Regions from separate parts of the Homo sapiens genome. Here region 1 is linked to region 2. A link is a contact called in ENCODE Hi-C data. All regions are on one chromosome and are shown on one strand. Each heading gives the region's core, a stretch centred on a gene start or an enhancer-like site at or near the end of the contact. The rest is flanking DNA. Distances are from core to core; before and after follow the strand shown.

The links. A loop is a pair of places that touch in the nucleus more often than their neighbours do. Pooled maps may share reads with other maps.
Region 1: a loop to region 2 is called in a pooled map, with 15 times the contacts of the local background. The contact joins the promoter of MRFAP1 here to the promoter of CTBP1-DT in region 2. A Hi-C loop is called at or near these places in 7 of 50 pooled maps.

Annotation. Positions count from the first base shown.
Region 1 is chr4:6,637,789-6,642,173 of GRCh38, forward strand. It overlaps MRFAP1 (Morf4 family associated protein 1), which reads left to right and starts at 2,897. Exons shown (of 2, transcript NM_033296.3): 1 at 2,897-3,470; 2 at 3,942-4,385. The coding sequence starts at 3,075. The coding sequence ends at 3,458. LOC124900653 (a long non-coding RNA gene) reads right to left here and starts at 2,833. Exons shown (of 2, transcript XR_007058007.1): 1 at 2,732-2,833; 2 at 1-1,242. RefSeq lists an enhancer at 1,097-1,891 and a silencer at 3,865-3,934.
Region 2 is chr4:1,246,621-1,251,073 of GRCh38, forward strand. It overlaps CTBP1-DT (CTBP1 divergent transcript), which reads left to right and starts at 2,820. Exons shown (of 2, transcript NR_033339.1): 1 at 2,820-2,852; 2 at 3,491-4,453. It overlaps CTBP1 (C-terminal binding protein 1), which reads right to left and starts at 2,510. Exons shown (of 10, transcript NM_001012614.2): 1 at 2,296-2,510. RefSeq lists silencers at 1,399-2,118, 2,289-3,218 and enhancers at 3,589-3,638, 3,699-3,788.

The sequences.
Region 1 (4,385 bases), core at 1,647-4,146, 5.4 Mb after region 2:
CCATTGTGAAAGTCAGTGTGGCGATTCCTCAGGGATCTAGAACTAGAAATACCATTTCACCCAGCCATCCCATTACTGGGTATATACCCAAAGGACTATAAATCATGCTGCTATAAAGACACATGCACACGTATGTTTATTGCGGCACTATTCACAATAGCAAAGACTTGGAACCAACCCAAATGTCCAACAATGATAGACAGGATTAAGAAAATGTGGCACATATACACCATGGAATACTATGCAGCCATAAAAAATGATGAGTTCATGTCCTTTGTAGGGACATGGATGAAATTGGAAATCATCATTCTCAGTAAACTATCGCAAGGACAAAAAACTAAACACCGCATGTTCTCACTCATAGATGGGAATTGAAAATGAGAACACATGGACACGGGAAGGGGAACATCACACTCTGGGGACTGTTGTGGGGTGGGGGGAGGGGGGAGGCATAGCATTAGGAGATATACCTAATGCTAAATGACGAGTTAATGGGTGTAGCACACCAGAATGGCACATGTATACATATGTAACTAACCAGCACATTGTGCACATGTACCCTAAAACTTAAAGTATAATAATAATAAAAAAAATGAAAGAAATGTGAAAAAAAAAAAGAAAGTTTATTTTGCCAAGGTTAAGGACACACACCCATGACATGGCCTCAGGAGGTCCTGATGACATGTGCCCAAGGTGGTTGGGGTACAGCTTAGTTTTATACATTTTAGGGAGACATGGGACATCAATCAATATATGTAAGATGTACATTGGTTTGGTCCAGACAGGCCAGACAACTTGAAGCAGGGCAGGGGCTTTCAGTTAATAGGTAGATAAGAGACAAACAGTTGCATTCTTTTGAGTTTCTGATTGGCCTTTCCAAAGGAGGCAGTCAGAGATGCATCTATCTCAGTGAGCAGATGGGTGGCTCCGAGTTCTGTCATTTGTCCACAAGGAATTTCCTTGTGAGGGAGGTAGGTAGCTTTTTAATCTTAGTAGCTATCTTTTTTAGGAATAGAATGGGAGGCAGGTTTGCCTGATGCAGTTCCCAGCTTGACTGTCCCCTTTGGTTTAGTGATTATGGGGTCCCAAGATTTATTTTCCTTTCACACAAGCCCCAAAGTTGGGTTTTTACAAGAGCAACCAAAATATTAAGAACCTGAGAAAAGTCAAAACAAAACATATACTTACGTTTCTCTGAATCCTTAATTCTGCTGTAGTCAAAACTGTGATGTGTCCCTTTACCTTGAAAATGGAAGCCAAATCCATGGGATTTATGTAAGCTGGATTTCTGAAAAGTTTATTGATGTTTGGGAATGGGACAACAAGCTAGGAAATTAACGTATCTCTCCTCATTCTGTGTTGAGTGGATGTTAAGGCAAATTTACCAATATGCGCCAAGCTCTGCCCAGGGCGTTAGGGCATTAAGGCCACAGAGCTAAGACCCCAAAGAGCCTAGGATCCAGTGGAAGGGCTCAGAGGCTCTGGACAGCGCCTTGCACCACACACTGAACATGGGTCTGCTGGGGCCTCAGGACGGAGCAGCCAGGCTCCACCTTGGGGTGTGGGGAGGCCGGTTTGGTGAAAAGACACCCAGACCCTTCTGACTGTCATCCAAGGAAGAAGGAAAACTACTCTTTAAAAAGGCAGAAAGGGCCAGGCGCACGGCTCATGCCTGTAATCTCTGCACTTTGGGAGGCCCGAAGTGGAAGGATCACTTGAGGCCAGAAGATCAAGGCTGCAGTGAGCCATGATCCCACCACTGGACTCCAGCCTGGGCGACAGACCGAGACCCTGCCTCAATAAAAAAAAAAAACTTTTTAAATAATAATAAGTAAATAAGGCCCGGCACGGTGGCTTACGCCTGTAATCCCAGCACTTTGGGAGGCCGAGGTGGATGGATCACGAGGTCAGGAGATCGAGACCATCCTGGCTAACACGGTGAAACCCCGTCTCTACTAAAAATACAAAAAATTAGCCGGGTGCGGTGGCAGGCGCCTGTAGTCCCAGCTACTCGCGAGGCTGAGGCAGGAGAATGGTGTGAACCCCGGAGGTGGAGTTTGCAGTGAGCCGAGATCGTGCCACTGCACTCCAGCCTGGGCGATAGAGCCAGACTCTGTCTCCAAAAAAAAAAAAAAAAAAAGTAAATAAAACGGCTGAGGGGACTCAGGTCCCCCTGCGTGAAAGGAAGGGGCTTTAAGCGTCCACCTGGGGTAGCTGCATTATCACGTAGGATCCTCCTCTTCTAGTGTGGAAGGCCCTTTTTAATTTTCATTTATATTTTATTTATTTATTTTGCGACGGAGTCTCACTCTGATGCACAGGCTGGAGAGCAGTGGCGCGATATGGGCTCACTGCAACCTCCGCCTCCCGTTTTCAAACGATTGTCTCAGCCTCCCAAGCAGCTGGGGTTACACGCGTGCAACACGACGCCCGGCTAATTTTTGTATTTTTGGTAGAGACGGGGTCTCGCCATGTCGGCCAGGCTGGTCTCGAATTCCTGACCTCAAGCCATCCACCCACCTCGCCTCCCAACGTGCTGAGATTACAGGCGTGAGCCACCGCGCCTGGGAAGTGCGGGAGGCCTTTTTAAAAAATGTAAACTCGCGTGCTCAAGAAGCCCTATCGGAGGGAAACACCCAGAAGAGGCCACCCTCCAAACACAGGGTAAAACAGGGGTGACGCACAGAGGTAACGGGAAAGCAGGAACGAGCGAGAGCGTGCGGTCCCGTACCTGCGCGTGCCTGCGTGCGCGTCCGTGCGGCCGCGACGCCGCCGCCGGTGCCTCTCTTTCTAGACGTGCGCGCGCCCGCAGCTCGCCCCCCTGACCGTAAAGAGGCCCGGCTGTGTCGTGAAAGGGGCCGCAACGCGCAGAGCGCTGGTTGACGGCCGGGACTCCATTTTGTTCGCCGTTACTCTGCGCGTAAGTCGCTTGTCCGTGGCTTCTCTGAGAAGAAAAGTTGAAAAAGGGTAAAAGTTTTCAGGAATATTCGGGCTCTCTATTGCTAAGCATAGCGAGTGTCGGTTTTCTCTCTCCAACAGACATCGCTATTGCGGTTCCGAGGCAGTGGGAAGAGATGCGGCCCCTGGACATCGTCGAGCTGGCGGAACCGGAGGAAGTGGAGGTGCTGGAGCCCGAGGAGGATTTCGAGCAGTTTCTGCTCCCGGTCATCAACGAGATGCGCGAGGACATCGCGTCGCTGACGCGCGAGCACGGGCGGGCGTACCTGCGGAACCGGAGCAAGCTGTGGGAGATGGACAATATGCTCATCCAGATCAAAACGCAGGTGGAGGCCTCGGAGGAGAGCGCCCTCAACCACCTCCAGAACCCGGGCGACGCGGCCGAGGGCCGGGCGGCCAAGAGGTGCGAGAAGGCCGAGGAGAAGGCCAAGGAGATTGCGAAGATGGCAGAGATGCTGGTGGAGCTGGTCCGGCGGATAGAGAAGAGCGAGTCGTCGTGAGCGCGGTCGGCGGTAAGTCGGGCACCCGCGCCAGGCCGAGGAGCGGCCCCAGCTTGGCCGCTCTTCGAGAGCGATGATTTCATCGAGATGCACCGGAATCGGGGGTGGGGCGGGAGAATAAAGGCGTGCTCGGGTCAGGGCCGATCTGGGCCCCGTCTTCGTGTTTTGTTTTTTGACGGTGGCGGCGTGGGATAATCAGAGTGGCCGGGTTTGGGCGTGATGCGTGTTCAGTGGAAGGGTCATAAATCTCAGAGTCGCCAAGGAAACAGAAACGGACAAGGTCCCGGGCCGTCCAGCAAGCGGGGGTGGAAATAGAGGATTTTCGGGGAAGACGTTGGACAAGTCAACGTTGCTAGAGACTGGAGTGAGTCAGGTGGTGGCCAGAAGAGGTGGCGTCCTGCACAGTGGCGTTCGTGAGGGTTTGGGGGTCGTTGTGCCTGGGATTAACCTCTCGATGATGAATTTCTTCCCATTGTGCTTTAGGTTTCCAGCCAATGGATTCTGGTCAACTGGTGGAGATTGGCTGACACCCTGGAGAAGCCGAAACCAGAGAGCCTTTTGTTTTCTCTTTTTTCCTGTCTATGCTCTGTCTCACTTAACACTACGTTTTCTGCTATGGTCTGTGGTTGATGACCTCAATATGAGTTTCGATTGTTAACGTGTTTTTGTTTGGGAAGTAATTTTGTTTGAAAATGCTCTCACATACAGGAATTAGGGCCTAGATTGTAAGCTCTTGCAGCAGTCACATTTGTTCCCGGGCTTTGGTGGTTATTTCTAAATTTTTGAGGTGCTTTGCTATTTCTTGTGTGACCTGATAGCTCCCTGGAACTTTGGGTCTGTGTGTGACACATGAGACTCACAGTTGGAGTTCTCCAGCTCTGGAGGTGCTGAAGGAGCTGCATTAATTCTGGAAGACGACTCCATGCA
Region 2 (4,453 bases), core at 1,570-4,069:
ACCGTCAGCTCAGACCAGGTCACATTCTGGGGGTACTGGCCGCAGGAAGTTGAGAGGGCAAGTGACAGTCAGAGGAGAAAAACCAGAAAAACTGCCAGGCTGGTGGGGAACCAGGTGTGGCTTGACGGCCACCTCTAAGCCCCGAGGGAAGAGACTGGGCCTCTCGAGCCTGGGGCCCGTTTCCTGGAGAGCATGACTACTTCTGTCCAGGGTTCCTCCAGAAAAAATTTATTAACAGAATGATGGTTAACAGTTGCTGTCTGCTTACACTACAAATGTCCAAAGAGTGGGGGGCTCCCAGCCCTTGGGGGAGGCAGACAGGACGAGCCAGCACTTCCAATCCCACCAGGACATGGCAGGGGGCCGGCTCTGCGCCAAGCCCACAGGACTGGACCAAGGCTCGTCCCACTCATCAGAGGGACAGGACCAGCCCACAGTCCTGTGCACCCCGGGCCAAGCCTCTCCTCCCCCACTGCCACGTTCTCAGGTTAATGACAAGCGAGTAAAAGGGAAGATCCTACTCGCTGACATCCCCAACCACACGCCCACCTCTCAGAACTAACAGCTGCCCTGGTCAAGGCTGACAGGAAGAAGTGCATGTTGGGGACATGGCAGACACCCCAAAAATGGCCGGGCAGGCGGACGAGGCACCCCCAGGAGTGACCAGATGCCACCCCCAGTGCGTGTCCCTCCCAGAGCTCTGCAGAGGACGCCTGTATGGAAGCAGGTGCTCAAAGATGGGCAACAGAATCACAGAGAGCAAAAGGCGTCTGCGGAGCCGACAGCCCCAACCAGGAGCCAAACCCAGACCCCAGAGGGAGGTGGCCAGGCCCGGGCAGGCAGGGGAGACCTGGGAGGCCGGGTGCTGAGGCCCAGGGCAGAGCCACGCCCTACAAAGTTCCAGGACACAGAAAGGGGGACCCCCAAACCGCAGCTGTCATCCTCAGCTGCAACGGCAAATAGTTACCCCACGGTTCTCCCCCAACCCTGCCCCAAGCTGCAGACGGGTACACAGACGCGCAAAGGCCACGCGCTAGGAGCTCAGCGAGGACGGCCGCGGTGCGGGCCCAGCCGCCAGCGCCGTTTTCTTCCCGAGGGACGTGTGCTCCCTGCCGCGCTCCTACAGAAACGGTGGAGAGGCCGGGGAGGGGGGGGGGGCTCGGGCTCAACGGAACACCCTGCGCACCCGCCGCCTCGGCCCTAGCTCCAGGCCCTCTTGCCCCAACTCTCAGGGTTTCACCTCCCCACTCAGGGCACCGGGAAGGGCGCGACCGCCTTCCCTTTTCCCCACTGGAAGGGAATTCTGTCCCGGCAATCACGGAGACGACAGCAAAAGGGATCTGGCCCAGGCCGGGCTTCCAGACACCGGCGCCCTTGGAGGCCGCCAGAGAACGCTCCAGTCTCGGCCCGGGGCTCAGGCGCACGGACTCTGCCTTTGCAGCCGGGTCGAGGGAAAGAGAGGCTCCGCGCAGCGGCTCGGGCCGGCCCAGGACGCGGGCGCTGCAAGATGGCGATGGTGGCAAGCCCGGCGCCCGCCCGTGCTCCCTGCTTCCGCGGCCGCAGCCCGCGAGGAAGGCGCCCCGGGACCTGGGCGGGCCCAGGCAAGGGCAGGTGGGGGCGCTGGGCCGGTCCGGGACCTCGCGGAGTTCGCGGGAACGGAGACCCCGGGCCCTCCCGCGTCACCGCCGGGGGCTGCGCTTTGGGCCCGGTCTGAGGGCAGCGGCCTCCTCCACGGTCATACCCGGCACCCGCGCCCCGTCCCCTTCCCCCACAGCGCGCGGCCACGGTCGCCGGCGGCCTCCCCGCGGGAGGCGCGCTCCCGCGAGTGGCCCGGGAGCGCGCGCCCCAGGACACCCCGAGCTGCGCACGGCTCCCGCCCCATCCCGGCCCCGCAGGCCCAGCCACGGGGTCATGACCGGGGACGGGGTAGCGGCCGGGGATCGGGACCCGGGGTGCCGTCCCGGGTCCGACGGGGCTGGGGTCGGTGGAGCTGGGGGTCCGGCGGGGCAGCCCAGAGGCCCACAGGCCCTTTTGTGTCACCTGCACGGGCCGCGGGCGGGGAGAGCAGACTGCGGCGCTCGCGCACACGCAGCGGCCCGCGCATGCGCAAGACCCTTCCCGCGGTCCCGCCCCCGACCGCGGCCACGCGCGGACGCCGGCGCGCACGCGCACTCGCACACAAAGCCGGCGGCCCGCGGGCGCGCGCTCGGTCCGCCCCCGCGCCCCCCGCCCGCGCGGCACCCGCCCCGCCCCGCCCCCGCCCGCGGCCGGAAACGCGCGCGCGCGCGGCCTTACCAAGCGGCAGGCCCTTGTTGAGCAAGTGCGAGCTGCCCATCGAGAGGCGCGAGCGGCCGCGGGCCCCGACCACTCCGGCGCGCTGCGCCGCCGCGAGCCCGGCGCGTGGGGCGGCCTCGGCGCCGTCCGCTGCTCCGCCCGCCCGCCTGCGCCTGGCCGCCGCCGTGCCGAGTCTCCGCCGCGCCGCTGAGCCGCGCTCCGACGACCGCGCGGGCGGGGACACGGCGGCGCGCGCGGGCGGGGCCTCGCGGTTGGTCTCCTGGTTCCCAGCGCGGGCGGCGCACGGACTCACGCGGGCGGCTCAGGGCCCGCCCGGCCGGGACGCGGCTGCGGGGCGGGGCGGGGCGGGAGCCTGGCGGGAAGCTCGCGGGGCTGCAGCCCGGCGGAGGCCCCGGGCCTGGTGTTCCGCACGTTCTAAACCGCCTGTCCCCGAGGAAGTCGGGCAGGGTCGGGCCGGACTCAGCGCCGCTGGCGGGAGCGCCGTCCGCCCCGAGGACCCTGCGGGCCCGGAAGCCGAGACAGGGCCGCCCACGTCAGCGCCTGGCGCGGGCCCGAACGTAAATGGCGCTCCTCCGCGCCGCAGCCGCAGCCGCCCCGCTCCCTTCCCGCTCCGCCAGCTGCCGCCCTCCCGCGCTCGCTTCTCGCCCCGCGGCCTGGCCCGTGCGCCTCCGAGGCTGGCCAGGGGCACCGAGGCCGCGGGCCCCCCATCGCCCCCACCCGAGCCCTGATTTACCGTCCGAGAGCCGGCGGCACATGGGACCCCGAGAGGAGAAGCGCGCCTGCCCCAGTGCGTCCCCAGGCGGGGGAGCCCCGACTCCTGGAGGGACCGCGTCCTGCCCGGCCCGGGAAGTTCAGGGCTGGAGAACCCCTTCCCCGACCCCATTTCTCTTTTAACAAGAGTAGGGTTTGTAGCTAACCAACGTCCTGACAGCTCAGCTCTGCTTTCCCTTTAAGCATTAATATCAAAGCCCTGCCTGCTACCGGTGAAGCCCCGACCCGGGAGGGCCCGAAAGTCCCTTCAGGGAGAGGCCGCACTGGGCCTGCTCACCCAGGGGCTGCCCCTGCAGACTCTCCCGAGGGGCCCAGGGATATTCCTCGCGCCGCGAGTGGACGCTTCCATCCACCCCATGGGGAGGGCCTCTGCGCGTGGCTACTCTGAGCCCTCTGGAATGCCGAGATAGTTGCATAATTTCAGAAACCACGGCATGGAGACGGAATGATGCAGACTCCTATCCGCGAGATACCTGCTGTAATTTCGCTGTGGTTCGTGAGGACGCGTCCTGGGCTGCCCTGAGAAGCCTACGTCTCCCCTTCGAGGCCCGGGAAGACCTCCAACCCCGCTGACAATGCTGGGCCCTCAGCCAGACCTGCCCTGCGTGCCACGTTCTGTTCTAAGATCGGGCTGCCGAGCTGTGGCCTGGAGGAAACCTGGCAGGTGTCACCAGAGCTTTGGGGAGGGTGAGGCCCTGTCGGGGAAGCCCAGTGGGAGTCATGAAGGAGGGAACACGTGTGGAGCCCTTGTAGGGGGAGGGGCAGCCCTGCAGAGATCTAAGAAAAAATTCCAGAAAAATGAGCAGCAACCTCCAAGGCCAGGCATCGGTGCAGGGGACAAGGGGTCGTAGCTGGAGGGGCCTAGGTGAGGCTGCCGGGAAGGGACGATGTGGTTGGTGGAGTGCACAGGCAGGGACCTCACTGGACTTTCCTGTCTGCTCAGCATGGACAGGCAGCCCAGGAGAAGGCAGCACGTGGCCGGGTGCAGGGACGTACCACCCCCACTTCCCCAGGGGAGCTGGGGTCAGACGAGTCCCAGGCACTCCATCCTCTGCAGCAAGTCAGGTTGTGATTTACTAGGGGGTGGTGAATATAATGGAGAGACTTCTGGGGAGGAATTCCTGGCTCCCGCGTGGACTTGCAGAGCTCAACAGGCAGCCACGTGGCTGAGTGTCCAGCAAACATCACATAAGGCTTTGGGTCCTGCAGGTGGGGCTGCCATGAGCAGCAAGCTCAGTCCAGAAGAACAGTTCCTCTCCAGGATCCACTTCCTGCGCACTTTTATGTGCAGTGTAGCTGGAGCAGAGCTCCCCGGAATTCCACAGGCAACTGAGAACGGAGAGGGATGCAGGCCAGCCAGGGATCCAGCGTCTTCCCCATCGTCACT